Linked DNA regions of Mus musculus: region 1 is linked to region 2. A link is a contact called in ENCODE Hi-C data. All regions are on one chromosome and are shown on one strand. The core of a region is the stretch at or near the end of the contact, and the rest is flanking DNA. Distances in the headings are between cores, read along the strand shown. Region 1 holds the start of Psmc1 (protease (prosome, macropain) 26S subunit, ATPase 1). Region 2 has its middle 3.2 kb from the start of Gm26839.

What was found. A loop is a pair of places that touch in the nucleus more often than their neighbours do.
Region 1: a loop to region 2 is called in a map of T-helper 17 cell, with 7 times the contacts of the local background. The contact joins the promoter of Psmc1 here to the enhancer-like site in region 2. A Hi-C loop is called at or near these places in 2 of 37 maps with a recorded cell type or tissue (T-helper 17 cell and T-helper 2 cell).

Annotation. Positions count from the first base shown.
Region 1 is chr12:100,108,120-100,111,748 of GRCm38, reverse strand. Psmc1 (protease (prosome, macropain) 26S subunit, ATPase 1) reads right to left here and starts at 1,547. Exons shown (of 11, transcript NM_008947.3): 1 at 1,538-1,547. The coding sequence starts at 1,540.
Region 2 is chr12:99,558,910-99,562,370 of GRCm38, reverse strand. It overlaps a transcript of Foxn3 not described here. Among named protein-coding and RNA genes, the nearest start is that of Gm26839, 3.2 kb to the left of the region's middle. Within about 2 kb of position 1,411, at least 2 of the 3 ENCODE cell types and tissues checked have a DNase peak (open chromatin) inside an H3K27ac peak, as active enhancers do.

The DNA of each region.
Region 1 (3,629 bases), core at 298-2,797, 550 kb before region 2:
AGAGGAAGCCAGAGGGCGACTTCCAGGGATTCTTTCCTTCTGCCTTGTGGGTCCTGGAGTCAACTCAAGCTGCCAGGCTTCATGTCGAGTGCCATCCCATCTGCCCAACAGTGGAGCTTGAAACAGGAGTAACAGTGGACTCACTGATTCACCACCCTAGGGAAGCACCTCTCACTACAACACTGGTGGCTTCAGTACCAGGACAAAACCACCTCAGAAATGATGCCAAGCATAAAGCACATTCGACCACACGCAAGGCTCGGACCTACTCAGAGCTGGAGTTACAGACCATTCTGGAGCCTGCTGGCATGCATGGGTGCCGGGAACCAAACGTGGGTTCTCTCAAAGTGCAGCAGGTGTTCTTTACCCCTGAGCCGCTTGATTCTCAAAGCCCCCTTGATACACAGGCAGATAAAAGGACCAAGGTCCAGGGAGGTTAACGGCCCTGTATATTGTCACAAAGCTTGTTAGACAGAAATCACACTAAGTTCTGCTGTCTCTCAAACCCAGAGGGTTTCTCAACTGCTCTAGAAAAGAAAGGATTTGTGCCCCACCAATGGTCACTGGCTGTATTTCTGTTTCCTCATTAAAATGGGGACATTAATAATAATCTTCGGGGTTGTTCTAAGAAGTAAGAACAACTCTGGGGAAATGCCTGGCGCATGTTCGGGATACTTTTTGTTTGTTTGTTTGTTTGTTTGCTTTTCCGAGACAGGGTTTCTCTGTGTAACTTTGGCTGTGCTGGGACTCACTCTGTAGACCAGGATGACCTCGAACTCAGAAATCCACCTGCCTCTGCCTCTCGAGTGCTGGGATTAAAGTCGTGCGCCACCACCGCCCGGCTTGGGATACTTTTCAAAGTCATCACCGGTCCTTTGTGTGCTCTGGCCTTCACCTACATTCAGATGCATTGGCCTGGCAGCTCATGATTCGGGCGGACTTCAGGGTTGCCTCCTTTTGCATTTCCTGACCCTCTGCCCTGCCCGGGCTTCGCTCAGCTATCAGTACAGATTACTCCCTTACAACCTTAATTTAGGCCTCGATTTAGATTTCACATCCACGAAGGGTCCTTCGCTGATACCCTAACAAAACCAGCCACCTTCTTACAACACAGCTACGTAACGATCTGGCCCGGTCCTGTTCCCTGACATATTTATTGTCTCCCTGCTCTAGAACGGAAGCGCCATCATCAACCGTGCTCGCCCGGTAACCTCCGTGCCTACATCTGAATCCGGCTCAACCAACCAAACCGGAGAGCGCTGAGCCGTCTGCGGAGAAACACTACGCTGGCTCTGCGGCTCAGCCGCTGTCCCCAGCGTCGGCCGGGCTGTCCCACTCGGCTTCAGCCCTTCAGCGCCTGCCTACTCGAGCGGTTCACAGCCCGGTCTCTCCCTGGGCGCCGTGCATCCTGCCCGCGTCCGCCAGGGAGTGAGATCCGCTCCGACCCGCGATGAACCCGAGCGTCACATCGCCTCGTCCTCCCGCCTTGGGGCGCATGGATGTTTGAGACGACCAGCCGAAACCCTTAGTCACTCACCATCTTCCTTCAGTCCTCCAAATCGCCACCGCCGGAAGTGCATCCACCAAAGCGACCCGGACAGAACGGAAGTAACTTTAAAAAAAAAAAAAAAAAACAGGCTACGGAAGCCTATCGGGACCAACTTCCTCACGGGCGAAGTTGAGCACGAAGGGCTTATTTCGGCGGTTTGGTACAAGGATTGGTTAAACATGTGGGCACTTAAAATAGTTTACTCGAGGGAATTCTAAGTAGCTGATCTTGGGCTTTTGTCAGTAACTTAAGACAATGATCTTGGACGTTGGAGACTTGGGGAAAATATGAAAATTTTAGAAATTTAAAAGGATGCAAAATTATAATTGGGAAGAAGTATTTATGTCAGGCAGGAATGGCGCTTGGGACTGAGAAGTTGATGTGTACACAGCATTTATGATCTTCTTTAGTTTCTGAACTTTGTAGCTCTCTTGAAAATAGTTCTTTGCCGAAAGAGATCTAAATGTGTGCTTTTTTTTTTTTTCTTCCCTCTGATGACAAGGGACTGATGATGGTGGCTAATACTGTGTTAAAATTACCCTTGAGGCGCTGGAGAGAGGGCTCAGCAGTGAAGAGCAGGGGACCCACATGGCAACTAACAACCATTCAGGGCACCTGTAAGCACGTGATGTGCAAACTCATACATGTAAACATAAACAAAGTAATTAAAAATTAAAAAAAAAAAAAAGACAGGACACTGAATGTGGAGAGAGTCCAAGTATCACTGAGGAGGGACACAAACTGGGGCTTGGGGCCCCAGGCAGGTGTTACACATTGTTATTAATTAGTGTTATTAATGTTAACGATAAATTCTTTAGCTTGTCCATGTAAGTACTCTTTGTGTTCCTATTCCTAAGTAAGAGTTTGAGGGATAGGAAATCTGACTCCCTAATTAACAGCTACTTTGAACAAAAGAACTGGTTAGTCAAACAGCCCGAAGGACCTGGCTATTTTGAGTACTCCACAGACACACTGAGAACTATACACAATCCCAGTTGATGGCCTTAGCCGTTCCCAACACCTTGTATCAGACCTTTTGCTATCATTCAATGAATTTCAGAAGACCCTGCCATCATTTCTACCTAGCCCAGGTGGGGCTATTTCCCCTGATGGTCCAGCAGACAGAAACTGTGTGTTGTAAGGTGAAGGTTAAAGGGACAAGGTGACTGGTGCCAACACAAACCTTCATCAATACCCACGTGTGCTATGGTTATCTGAATCTTTATCTTGCTATATATACAGGCTGCTCCAAGCTTGCTGGGTGAGTTGGCTGGAGGACACTCCATTGCTGCCTCCCTGGATGTTGTAACATGAGGCTCAATAAAAGACTTCCTTTGGTCTTGTCTTGCCTGCTTTGATGGTAAAGGGAGGAAGTTAAATTTACTCTTGGGAGGCTGGAGACATGAACTGGTAGCACAGAGAAGCAGCAGATGTGGTGAAGGCAAAGGCGGTGGACCAACGGTGGCAGCAACGTTTAGATGTGTGATTGGGCGCTGAACGGCAACTGGATTGTTTGACAGCAGTGTGAGACAGAGGGAGAAGGGGATGGAAGCAGAGAGTTGTAAGAAGGCGAGAGCTGTAAATGGCTCCAGAGTGGGTAGAGACATGAGGACTGTGAGTTGGAGACCAGCCTGGTCTACGTAGCAAGTTCTAGGCTAGCCAGGGCTACATAGCCTCTGTCTCAGAGGCAAAAAAGTTACAAGTGGGAAGATTTAAAGGGTTCTGGTCTGTGTTAAAAGTGGCTTCAAGGCCAGCATTGCTTGGGATGCCTAGGAGTGTGACCCAAATATGACCGAAAGGACAGGAGGCTCCCTAAGAGGCCGGCACACACAGAACCGATGACGCTTAGGACTTGCCTTCTGTGGGACAGACAACGTTCAGAAGTGCCACAGTCACGTGATTTTAAAATCTCCTTTCTGCCCATCTACACAGTCGTGGAGGGAACTCTCCCTCTTTTCCACCCACACCTTCCATCTCCCTAAGCATCCGGAGAGACTTCGATAACTCAGCTTGCTTTTACTTATCTGTCATGGAGTAAACATAAATTTTGTGGGTTTTTTTTTTTTTTTTTTTTTTGTTG
Region 2 (3,461 bases), core at 162-2,661:
AGAGAGCCCTGAAGACTGCACGAATGTCTGGAGCCCGCTCTAACTCTCACACTGATTGGTCAGTCTGATGGGGACTTAGGAAAACAGTCACCCGAAACCGTCTTTTAAAACCTCGTCTTAATTTCAGATCTGCCGGCTTGTACATGGGTTCCTGCCTGGTTTCTCTTTTGATCTGGGTGCATCTGGCTCGCTCTGGGTGTCTTTATCTTTAATTTTGTGTTGTTGTTTCTATCCAGATAAAGTAGGCCATTTTGGTGACAAATTTCTCTGCAGATGTCAGCTTCTAGCTCGCACTGATAGATGTGGGGCTTCACAGTGATTTCTCTCCATAAGTTGTAGGATGCAAAGTTGCTCAACTTGGAATTAATTTTTCCTAATTTTTTTTTCATCTGAGCATTTAAATAGCTACACCAACAGATGGAAGCTTAACTGTATCATTACTTTGATAATTTAAGTGCCTTGTGAATTAGTATGTTTCTCGCGCTAAATCTAAGTCTTTAGACAGTGGAAGGGAAAACAGACAATGAAAGGCAAGCAATCCCGATCAGCTTGCAGACTATTGCAAGAAATTGTGGCGTCTGCTTTGAGCAGAATACAATTCACATCCAAGAAGGGGCGGGGGTGGGGGGGTCTTTTACCACAGAAGGCAGAATTAGAGATAGGGGATGAAGCGGGATCTCTATAAGACAGCCTGCAGCCTCTCTGGACATCTTCATTTGAGCCTTAAAGTGCCTCATTAAAGAAGCTGGGTCCCAGAAGTTGTTAACCGTATAAACACTTTTCTGATTGGTTTAAATATTTAGACACAGGAAGTAGATGGTATCTAGTAACCCAGGAATGGAGACATGGTTGTCATAGAAACTGAGAAGTGTAACCCCACCCCACCCCCACCACACATGCATTCACTACCATGACCACCACTTAGGGGGGAAAAAAAAAGCCCTGCATGTCATCACAGATGCTTGGAGAACTTGCTGGCTTCTGTTAGCTTTCCCACAACATCTGTTGAAACCTGAGACCATGCCTGTCAAACCAAGGTCATTTTACAACAACAACCAAAAAACAGAGCCCTCTGGATTTCATAACTGTATTTTTATTGAAAATAGTTCAGGGAAGAGCCTGAAAGCCAGTGTGAGCGTTCATGCTTACTTAGCATTTTGGATCCTCTGAGTTAAGCAAGAGGAAGGCTGCAAAGAGTACATTTGAGCCATTAATTGTAGAACTATGTGTCTGCTTCTAGAGGTGTGTCTCTCCTGTTAGAACAAAAGTCCTTTTTTACAGACTTAGAGACCAGAATGCAGCCAGCGGAGGCAGGGTCATTTGGCAAAGGCGTTATGAAGTGTTTCCGGGCTTGCAAGCCGGTTCCAGGTGGAGTTGAGGTGTTTGATCATGAAGGTCTCTGGGGGGTTGGACAGGTTCCCTTGGGCTATGCCTGGTGCTCAGGGGAGCAAAGGGCAGGGTGTTCTTGGTGGCTGAGCAGGGGGAGGAGGTGCTCCTAAGTGGAGCGAGGACCATTTCCAGACTGCAAATATGACTGCCCAGTTGATTAGATGCATTTCCTCTCCCGTGAATGGAGAGCGGTGCTTTCCCGTTTTTGTTTTTGGTTTTTTTATTGAGGCTATTTTGGGTGGGTGGGGCGGTCCTCCAGGCCGTTAGCACACATATCAGCTATATCTTATTCATGGTGAGGAATACCAAGGAGAAAAGTTTAGTCACCTCCTCCAGCGCCCCCTTTTCACTCATTTTGCTAAGCAGAGAATAACCAAACATACCTCTCCTAAATTTTGACTTTGAGGTGCTTCAGTAAAACTTGTCGATATAACAATCAACACAGTGGCTAGAATTTGACCTGTTGTATCCATGACAATCTTTAAATGGTAAGGTGGTTTTTTTTTTTTTTAGTATTTATTATTATTAATTATGCTTAGGTGTATGTATCTGCATGTGGGTGTGGACACATACCAGAAGTCCTTGGAGCTGAAGTTCCGGACTGTTGTGAGCCCTCTCGTGTAGGTGCTGGGATCCGAACACAGGCCCTCTGGAAGAGACCTCTTAACTACTGAGCCATCTCTCCAGCACCCCTTTTAAAATATTTATTTATTTATTTATTTAAGGCAGGATTCCTCTGTGTAGCCCTGGCTGTCCTGGAACTCACTCTGTAGAGCAGGCTGGCCTCAAACTCACAGAGATCCACCTGCCTCTGTCTTCTAAATGCTGAGATTAAAGGTGTACACCACCCCCACCCTGCCAGACTCCTTAATTTCAAGGTCTTTATATTTGTGTTTCAAATAACTTCTCTCCATATGTGGTATATTTAGCACTGCACTGGACCCTTTTCTTAAAAAGGTTTTAAATTTTATTTAAATTGCAGTTTGGTACTTCTAAAAGAATATCACATCTCCCTTGTTTTTCTCAACTGATTGCCTCAAGGAGTGGGGGGAGAGATGAAAGAGTTCCTAAATATGTCTTAATGCTTATTTAATATCCTATATTGATGGTGTAGCAAATAGCTTAGAGCCATGTAGTGTCCATGATCCGATTACGGGTGTAGTTCACGATCCCACGTTATCAAATATTTGGTGCTCCGGGACTTGATGGCATGACTGGTCCCTCTCAGCAAAGGATTTCCTGTTGAGAAGTTATCTGCAAGTACAGCAAACTGCCATTGGCAGGAAACCTGACAGTTGCTTGTTTTTACAAACTGAAGGAAGTGAATGAGACTTGTTAGTTTCCAGAATCTACCTTGACTCGCTCCAGCCTGCCCCAGAGTTTGCTCAGTTCAAAGGAGGTGACCATGAGTTGTACGAACGATGAGCCTGCTTCAAATCACTGGCACTTCCGTGAATTTCCGTTTTGACTTTAGAATTGGAAGAATTAATCCTTACGCTGTCAGGTACAGCTTCGTTCACCAATACAAATGAGCAAGGTGCTCAATGAAGTCCTAGCTCATTCCCAGTTGTCAGAAAGTCACTGATAGAATCATTCAAGCTGGCACTGTTTGGATGGCTGTGCCAAATTTTTAACAGTAGTTTCAGAATACCAATCAAATGCCAAAGGAGGGAAGAAGGGAAGGAGAGAGGGAGAGGACTGTCCTTCTCTGCTTGCTTCTGAGGGGGGGAAATTCATAAAGAACATATTTCAGGTATGTGCCAACCTTGCTGGTAGCCGGAAGCACAAGGTAGGTGTGGGTCTGTAAAAAGGCGCTTGAGAGAGAAACATCACAACTTTGAAAGCATCTACTACTTGAAATCATTATTTATTTCACTATTTTAACTTTGGATAATCTCATGTTTAATTGCTTCAATTCATGAATGTTCCATATTCTGGAGGGGTAGGAGGAAGGGCAAGCCTCTTTATAGGCTGTAAGTACATAGACCCCCATAATAGAACCAGCTATTGGAATGGCCCACACACACGTTTTCTTAGGCATCGTTTTTGTTTTATAGTTAGCACCAAGTAGA